Regions from separate parts of the Mus musculus genome. Here region 1 is linked to region 2. A link is a contact called in ENCODE POLR2A ChIA-PET data. All regions are on one chromosome and are shown on one strand. Each heading gives the region's core, a stretch centred on a gene start or an enhancer-like site at or near the end of the contact. The rest is flanking DNA. Distances are from core to core; before and after follow the strand shown. Region 1 holds the start of Kdm6b (KDM1 lysine (K)-specific demethylase 6B). Region 2 holds the start of Trappc1 (trafficking protein particle complex 1).

Evidence for each region. ChIA-PET counts read pairs that join two places held with the same protein, here RNA polymerase II (POLR2A).
Region 1: POLR2A ChIA-PET joins it to region 2 with 47 read pairs in Patski. The contact joins the promoter of Kdm6b here to the promoter of Trappc1 in region 2. POLR2A ChIA-PET finds 5 or more read pairs at or near these places in 3 of 5 experiments (Patski and embryonic stem cell).

What each region holds. Positions count from the first base shown.
Region 1 is chr11:69,414,499-69,419,172 of GRCm38, forward strand. Kdm6b (KDM1 lysine (K)-specific demethylase 6B) reads right to left here and starts at 1,696. Exons shown (of 24, transcript NM_001017426.2): 1 at 1,519-1,696. Gm51903 (a long non-coding RNA gene) reads left to right here and starts at 1,015. Exons shown (of 2, transcript XR_003949708.1): 1 at 1,015-1,286; 2 at 4,491-4,674.
Region 2 is chr11:69,321,509-69,326,019 of GRCm38, forward strand. Trappc1 (trafficking protein particle complex 1) reads left to right here and starts at 2,478. Exons shown (of 5, transcript NM_001024206.2): 1 at 2,478-2,558; 2 at 2,650-2,748; 3 at 2,887-2,957; 4 at 3,316-3,454; 5 at 3,931-4,285. The coding sequence starts at 2,650. The coding sequence ends at 4,059. It overlaps Cntrob (centrobin, centrosomal BRCA2 interacting protein), which reads right to left and starts at 2,365. Exons shown (of 19, transcript NM_172560.3): 1 at 1,182-2,365; 2 at 341-425. The coding sequence starts at 1,454.

The sequences.
Region 1 (4,674 bases), core at 446-2,945, 92 kb after region 2:
AGCCCCCATCTTTCCCCCTGCCCCAGAGACTTAGGCCTCTGGCCTCCATGATGCAATGCACTGCAAGCTTTTGTGCCTGCTGATGACACTGCCCCCAGGGAAGTGTTATTTCTGACCTAAGCAAGGCCCTTAAGGAACAGTGGTCAGCAGCGAGCTGAGAAAACTGGATTGGCTAGGACCTTCTGGAGAAAAGATGCTAGAGGCTGGACCCTTCTGGACAGGGAAGCAAATTCAGGACTAAGGTGCTTACCCAGCAGTTGATAGAATTTGTGGCTACGGGGTAGGCTAGCCTATAGAGGGGGGGAGGGTTGCAGGCCAGACCAAGGGGGTCAGAAGGGTATGTGATGGGTGTCTGGACACCAGAGTGGGGGAGGGCCAACAGCCATTTAAAGGGCCAACCTCAGAACTTTAATCCCTTACCAGCCTTGGCCCCAAGCAGGAGGCTGTAATTCATCTGCCCAACAGCTGGGGTGGGGGTGGGGGGGCATGTGCATGAGGAGGAGGGGCTGGGGCCTTCTTGTGCAAAGAACCAAACAACAAAAGGGGAAGCTGAAGGGGCCAGCTCTAAAGTACCCAGGTCACCCTACTGACCTGCGGATCTGCCAGTGGCCCCCACCTGGTTCTGGCCCACAGGTTCTGTAGTTCAGACTCACAGATTCTTGGTCATGGAGTCAAAGGGCTCACCCATGGGGTTCTGAAGAAAGCCTAGACTGAGCACCCTCAGGGCAGGCTGTCAACCCCTTCTTGCACTTTTCCAGCCACAGTAACTGGACTGGAGACCTGAGGCCCAGTCCCAGACAGCCTCAAATGCCCTGCTCACCAGCCAAGCCTCTGTAGACATAGCCTGCCAGCTCCCCCTCCTGCCAGCACAGGGTGGCAGTGGCCACACCAAGGCTGTCCCTTTAAATCATTTCCACCCCTGACGGTGTGGACAAACCAAGGGCCCTGCCCCCCAGGCAGGCAGCTTGCCACCACCCCACCCCCTAACCCCCAGATATGTAAGGGCCATTTAAAGGGACATCAGAGAGGCAGCCTGGTCTCTAACAAATCCCCACCCCCTCCTCACACACTCACTGTCCCTGTCTCCAGCAACACACAGCCCCCCTGCCTCTCCATCAGGCCCCAAATTCCGGTTTTCTCTCACCCCTAGAGACTGCTACGAGGAGAATGGGGCAAGGGAGACTGGGGGGAGCCATTAAAGAATAAGGACTCCCTCCTTCCTCAGAGCCCCATGAGACTGGTCGGAAGAAGCCAGCCTAAGAAACATTGAGACAGAACCCCAAAAGGTGCCTCGGGCAGAACAGGGGAGCACACACTGTGGGGTGGGGGGAAGGGAGTCAGGCTGCACGAGACGGAGGGTGGCGGAGCCAGCAGGCGACAAGCCCAACTCGCAGAAATGGAACAAGGAGGGCTGGGGGGGAAAGGCAAGGCCCGGGAAATCGGGGAGACGGAAAGGGGTCGTCCGGGAGGGTGTGGAAGAAAATCAGACAGGGGGAGGGAGAGCCAGGCCAGGGTTACCTGCTGGGTGTCTGTCCCCCGGCGGTGCCCCCAGAGTCCGGGTAGGGAGGGGGAAGCAGCAGGGGGGGGAGTGGGGGCTGGGGGGCGGGGGAGACGGTCCCTCCTCTGCCTCCTGGGCCTGCCCCGGCGCTTGCAGCCTCTGCCTCCCTCCCTCCTCCTCCCCGTCCCTGAGTCCCGGAGTCAAACAAAGAACTGTAGCAGGCTCTCCCCAACCCCCTCCCTCCCTCCTCCTCCTCCTCGTCCTCCTCCTCCTCCTCCACCTCCTCCTCCTCCCCTCCCTCCCCACCAGCAGGCTCCCTCCTCCTCCCTTCCGGTCTCTTCCTTTAACTACCCGCTCCCCCAGCCTCCCCCCACTAGTCTCTCTCCACCCACCCACCCACCCCAACCTTTTACACACCCCTTTAGCCTAGCCATGTCCCCGCTAGGGAAACTGTGGAGTCCCTTTGCAAAATGAAAGGCTCCAGAGAGCAACATGGGAGGGAACCAGAGTATCGCTTGAAAATCACAAGCTACAACGTAATTATTTTAACAGCCAAAGGAATATAGTCTTAGCTATTTTTTTTTAAGGAGGGGAAAAATAAACCTAAAGAAAGCAATACAAATCTGGCTAAAGCCCACATCAAATAAGGTACATAAAGTAGTCGATGCTAATCCCTGACACCCCCCCCCCACACACACACACACACACAACACACACTCCAGGTAGCAGAATTCTCCACTCTTTAACCAATCCCCTGTGAGGGCTACTTTAGAAACAGGTCCACCCACTATAATAACTAACAACATTTAATAATATGTATTTTCTGATACTCATTCGGTATTAATTTTATACCAACCACTGTGCTAAATGCTTTGCATAAATTATTTCACTGCCCCCTCCCATCAGCTAGAAGGTAGGTATTGATATTTAAATGTCCCAGATTGCAGATAGGAGGTTCTGCAAGGTTGTGACTTTTCCCGAGTCCCATTTAGTGGCAGAGCTGGGGTTAGAATCCAGGTTTGAGCCGACAATCCACATTCTTAGGCACAAGAAAGGAGACTCTGTAATACCATCACCAACTCCAAGATTTAACAGAGGGCAGCCATAACTATCACTGGACTTCTCTCTCAAAAGTGGGCAATACCAGAAGCTGATCCACCTACCTACACAGATAAAGACCTTGACTTTTCAGCCTAACTCTTTCTCCTCAGTTTGGTAAGAGGAGGTGACGGGAGTCGCAGGGATGGGCTGGTGTGTATACCCACATACAGCTCCTCTCTTAGGGGCAGCTGTCTTGCAACTACACCCACTTCAGCTCAAGCTGGGAAAGGGGCAACCTGACACTGGGCCATGCAGCAGGTGGGAAACTAAAAAGACTTCAGGAGACACTTCCAAGGGCGCGCGGGAGGGAGTACGGGGGGTGGTAGTGGTAGTGGGGACTGGAGAGGAAGTTTTTCCATGGCAATCTAGGAAAAAGAAGGGGGGGGAAGACCCAGAATTCTCTCAAGCCAGCAAAGGGGCAAAGTCTTTCAGGCCACACCACACCCGCGCCCCTCCCCCTTCACGAAACTCCAGGCCAGGGTTTCCCACCTGCAGGATGCTAATGCCAAGGGAAAGGAAAGGAGAAAGAGATGGCACGGGACTGGAACGGGACTCTGGGCAGAGGTGGGAGGGAATGGAAAGGGGAGGAGATCGCATTGCCTGGCAACCGTCCCGGGGCACGTGCACTGGTGACATCATCCCAGGCCACCTCGAACACAGACCTTTGACTCCTACCAGGGCGAAGAAGCTGCTAGCTGGCTAAATTTCCTGAGAAAATAGCTTTAGGAATTCTGGGAACCCAAAAAGGAGACGAAGGAGGGAACCCAGGCGTCCTGCTTTTATCTCTGTTAACCCCAGCAGAACCAATCCTAGGGAATCCGGTCATTCGCCTGCCTCCTCCTCTCAGCCTCCAGCCTTGACCTCCCAACCCACATTTCTGACTGTCCCGACACGCCCCTCGGAAATACTGTGCCTTCTTTCTTCTGGGCTTGATCCCGGGTTAGGGGCGGGAGACTAAGGGACGGGGCACCAACCAAGTCCCGCGGGACTCCGTCTGCTATCTGCAGGATCCCTTGTGCCCCAGCTGGCCGCCAGCCGGAATCTGTCTGGGTCCCCAACTCTCCCGCCCCTCCCGCGCCGTTCCAGGGCGGAGTCTGTGGAGTTGAAATCAGGACACGCGGAGAGGAAGAGTTATATAACCCTCTGGAGAAGCAGAAAAGGACGAGTGGAGACGGGGACAGCCCGAAAGGAGCCAAGGGAGGTGTAAAGAACGCCAGAGCGTGCGAGGAGGAAATGTTAAGGAAGGGAAGAGGAAGGTCTGGTTTGCCTATCAAAAGCAGGAATTTACAAGAAAAAAAGAAAATAGGCGTAATGACCCTCTGGCCTAGAAAGTCACCGGGACCACAAGGGGCTTCTCACAGTGTCCTGCCCTGTCACTAACTGCAGCTAGGCCTGGGTGGGTTAAGCCTCGGGAAGGGGTGCTTGTACCCACTCCCTTTCTTTTGTGGAAACACCCTTTGCCGGAGCTCGGGAAAGCCGCGGCTGAGCCTAGGGGGCCGGAAACCACAGCTCCGCCCAGCCCACCTGGGAGCTTGGGGCGCCAGCTGGGGGTGGCGGTGGGGAACACAGGTAGCGGGCCTTCCCTCGAGAGGCTGACATTAACAGTCGACACCCGGCTAAAGAGCGCAAACCCACCCAGACGTCTGGGCCCGCAGGGGTTGAGAAACACAACCCTGGACTAGTTTGCAAACACAGACTGACGACCTGAGGCAAAGGGGGGGGAGGGAGGGAGAGACACACACACGACTCGCCGCGCAGGCGCAAGAGACTGTCTGGGCTCGTGCAGTGGAAGGGGTTGTACAGGGAGTGGAGCGTGTGGGAGTGCACGTGCGGATCCTGGGTAGCCACCGCCACCACCCCCCCTTCCACCTCCTCCCTCTCCCTCTTTCAGGCTCTCTATGACAGCTTCCCATTGGTCACTAGGACCCTGACGTAGTCGACGTCCGCTAAAGCCGATTGGACTGGAGAGAGTGAGTTTGGGAATCTGGCGGTGGACGTTCCCCAGCCTGTTACTCTGGCAACTGAGAAAACAACCCTGGCAAGCGACGGAGGTTCGACCAGCCTTACTCTGAGCA
Region 2 (4,511 bases), core at 1,228-3,727:
AGCTCTCCACTCCCCAAATCTTTTCCCAGAGAATGGGCACTTTTTCTTCTCGTCTTTTCTTTTCTTTTTTTTTTTTAAAGATTTATTTATTTATTTACTTATTTATTTATTTAATGTGAGTGTCTTCAGGCACATAAGAAAAGGGCACTGGATCTCATTGCAGATAGCTGTGAGCCACCATGTGCTTGCTGGGAATTGAACTCAGGACCTCTGGAAGAGCAGTCAGTGCTCTTAAGCGCTGAGCCATCGCTCCAGCCCTCTTCCAAGAGCTCCTGCTTACCTTCTCCTGCCCCTACACCTCAGCTTTCCTCTAGAGCGCTACATAGCTGAGCTGACTTACGATAGGCAGTATCACGGGAGGTATGGAGCATGGTCTGGAGCTGACCCCGAACACTTTCCATCTCAAAGATGTGCTTAGACCCATCCTAGGGGGGAGAAAAAAGAAAGCCCACAGAAGTGACATTTTAACCAGTGTCACCAGCATTCTACGCACTACCAGGATAGAATTTTCAAATGGGCCTTAGAACACTAAGGAAGGCACTCAAACCCGGCTTCACCTTGAACCCCAAACCCCAAATGTTTACAGAGGCCAGAAGGGGAGTAAGTGAATGAAGTAGCAGGTTTAAAACAAGGCTGGAGGGGGACTGCTGTCAACTGAGGAGCAGATGGCCTGTCTAAGCCTGGTGCAGCTGTGCCTACCGGATCCCACACTCTGGACTCTCGCCAGTCCGCACAGCAGGTATCCTTTCCTTTGGTACAACTATCTTCCTACACATGCATGTGCAGTGACTTGCATACCACAAAATCACAAGAATTTCGAGCTGACAGGATCTTCACGTGTGCTGCAGCTGTCCTTAAGTCTCCAGTTCTCACTTGGGTTCAAGAAACCTACTCCCCACTTCTAGGACACCAAGCTACTCTACAGGGGCAGGTGTCTGTCCAAACAAAAACATGCAAAAACAAAGCAAAACCCTAGGAACCGTCATAACTTCCCAAATTATAGGTTTATGCCATTCCCTCAAAAGTATCTTCTGTGAGAAAAAAGCATGAAAGCCCTGTGTGCTTGGAGGAGATCGTTTAAATCTAATTAATAGACGCAAGCCACAGCAAAGCTAACCTGAAAGCCCAGGAACCTAATGCTTTCTAACACCCGAGAGATCTCCAAGACGCACCTCTCTCACCTTTTTCTTCAAGTTGTTTTCCAATCCAACGGACAAGCTGCGACTCAGTTCTTGAGCCAAGCTGTCTAAGCCCTCGTTAGGAGGTGAGGAGGTGGGAGCTAGATACAGCTGGGCCCGGGCCGTGGCCTCAGCTTGGCGGCTGAGATGCAAAGAAGTATACAGTTGGGAGGTCACCTCGGAGGACACCTGGTTCAACCCAGGAGGCTCTGACGAATCGCTCAGGAGGTCCTCAGGTCGGAGAGGAGAACTGGGACTGGGGGCTGCTGTCGCCATGTACAGTGAAGAGACAACTGGACTCAGCAGGGGACTGGGAACTCCTGCCTCAGTTCTGAGAGGGGTCCAAACTTGTGGATAAGTTCACAAAGAAGAAAGATTTGGAAGGGAGGAAGACACTTTGGGTCCTCAACAAATGAGCTTTCTGGTTAGAGGAGTGTCCACTGACTCCAGAGACCATGGAGAGGGCAAACACATTCTTTCTCCCAACTCCTGGGAACGGTTAAAAGCGGATGTGCAAGGCAGAAAGTCAGGGGAATGGTCAGAAGACCTGCATGCAGGGAGACAGAACCGCTGCAGTTCCTTCCTCCTAACTAGGGTCCTGGAAATTGCAAATCAGTTTCGGCACGGGTTAACCATGGTTAGCTTTTTTTTTTCCCCACACTCAAAATGTGCAAACTGAAACAGACCTCAAACCAAAGCTGGCCCAATGTATGTCCCCCAATTGGTTTTAGTGAAGAAAGAGGCAAGACTTCAATGCCACAACACCCCCGTTTCGCCCTTTCTTCACCTGTCCCACCCAGAGTCGACTTCCTCGGATTTCCCCTCTAATCCTTCCTGATAAAAAAAAAGCCACAGCAGAGGTCCATAGAATTCCTCCCTATCCCACCCTAAGAAATCTCAATAAAAGGGGCGCGCGCGCGCACAGACATACACCCGGCAACCAGCCGCCTGGTATTCTCTACCGCAACCACCTGGCTCCGACTACTCTGAGCATGTCGGCCCTGGTTTCCCAAGATGAGGAGGACTGTCCCCCAAGCCCCATAACCTCCACAGAGAAAGACCAAAGGCCAACCTCCCTAGCGCGACACTAGCTTGCAAAACCGTTGGCAGCCTCCCGCCCACCGCTTGCAATCCCGCCTCCAACCGAATTACGTCACCCGCCCGCGAGACCAAGCTCCCCGCACATCACTGGGCTTCAGAGGCCCGGGAACGTGGGCACGCATGCGCGCGGCATCGGCGACCACGGATTGGCTTCAGGAGGGAGGCGGAGTCTAGTAAGACTATCGGGGCGGAGTTAAGGGTTCTTGAGGTTGCCGCTTACGACCCAGCTGGGCTTTATAAACCGGAAGTAGCTTGTCACCCTCTTTCAGAGCAATTCCGGTGAGTCCGGGGGTGGGGTTCCCACCTGGCTGAAGAATCAGGTTCTAGAGAGTTGGGTACCAGCCACTGAGCGAGGCTCTTTATCTTGCAGATGACTGTCCACAATCTGTACCTTTTTGACCGGAATGGAGTGTGTCTACACTACAGCGAGTGGCACCGCAAGAAGCAAGCAGGGATCCCTAAGGAAGAGGTGATCGGAGGGTCCCAGCGAATCCCCAAATGCACATAGTCCCAGTCCAGTCCTCTTCCTCCAAATCCCAAGTCCTTCCTATTCCCATCCTGTCCCCCCTCCATAACCGAGATCTAATTCTACCACCTCTCCCTCCAGGAGTACAAGCTGATGTATGGAATGCTCTTCTCCATTCGTTCGTTTGTCAGCAAGATGTCCCCGCTAGACATGTACGGTGGTTTTAGAGGGGTGTTGAAGGGAGGGCTAGCTAGCCAGCCTTGGGAACAGGAGATATTGTTTTGGAATGGAAGTGGCGTGTGGCCCCAAAGAGGGGAGGGTGTGTTTTAGAGAGGCTGAATCTGGATCGAGAATCTTGAAGCTGGCAGGAGCGGATACAGGAATGGTCTGAAAGTGGGGAGAGAGTGAAGGCAGTTGCAATTACATCGGGGGTGGGGATGACCGGAGGTGTTTTTACTCAATGAACCTGCTACAAACTATCTATATGAATAGGAAGGAGTTGACCTTGAGGGCATCACAAATATTTCTTTGGGAGTGATTTCACTCCTGTCTGAATACTCATTTCTGCAGGAAGGATGGCTTTCTGTCTTTCCAAACTAGCCGTTACAAACTCCATTACTACGAGACTCCCACTGGAATCAAGGTTGTCATGAATACTGACTTGGGCGTGGGCCCTATCCGAGATGTTCTACACCATATCTACAGTGCGGTCAGTGTCAGTAGAGGAACCCTTTTCCTCCTAGAGCCCTAGGAGTCCCTCGGGTTTTCTGCCCTTATCCTTCTGTATCACATCCCTGTTGAACTCAGTTTTCTCCAGAGCCTTTAGCTCCTTAAACAGTAATAGCTTCTCTAAGGGAGAGCTTGTGCAGGTTTTTGGGTTTTTTTTTTATAAATGATGTATTTCTTATTTTAATTATATGTATTGTGTAGAGGGTATGTGTGCACATGAGCACAAGTGTCTGTGGAGGACAGATCCTCTGGAGAATTACAGGCAGTTGTGAGCTGACCAACATGGGTGCTAGGCTCTGACTAACCTCTGCAAAAGCAGTAGTATGCTTTCTTAATTCCTGAGCTCTCTCCACCCCAACCCCACCCGTGTATTCTTATATTCTCGAGATTACACCATGTTTGAGATTGAAAATGAAAAGTGTCTCACATCAGGCTCACACACCCTCCTTTTCGCAGCTGTATGTGGAGTTTGTTGTGAAGAATCCTCTGTGCCCGCTGGGACAAACTGTGCAAAGTGAGCTCTTTCGATCCCGGCTAGACTCCTATGTCCGATCTTTGCCCTTCTTCTCTGCCAGAGCTGGCTGAAACATCTACCTCACCCCTCAGAAGAACCTGTGACTGCCTGGGCCCATCTCACTTGTTACATTGAGAGCCCTTCCATCTACCTGTCTCCGAGAGCTTTCCCCCGAAGGCCTACCACCCACTGCCTTCAAGTCATAAGAATGAAGCTCACAGGAGTCTACGCCAGTTTTATCCCTGCTTGACTCTGTGAGAAACACAGAATAAACTGAATAAACTTTTTGTCACCCTCTGCTGCCTGAGTGTGAGTTCCTGTGGCCCCTCCCAGTGTGACTCACACAAAAATGAGAACTAGGGTAGCCACACATCCCTGAAGCCTATAAAGAGGTTTTCCCAGCAGATTTCTCTCGAGCTGGATACTTTGTTGTGTTTTAGAATTTTAGCAGCAACCTTTGCTACCACTTGATAGATGTAGTACACACATCCTGTCTTACCTTTAGCTGTGACAATGTCTCCAA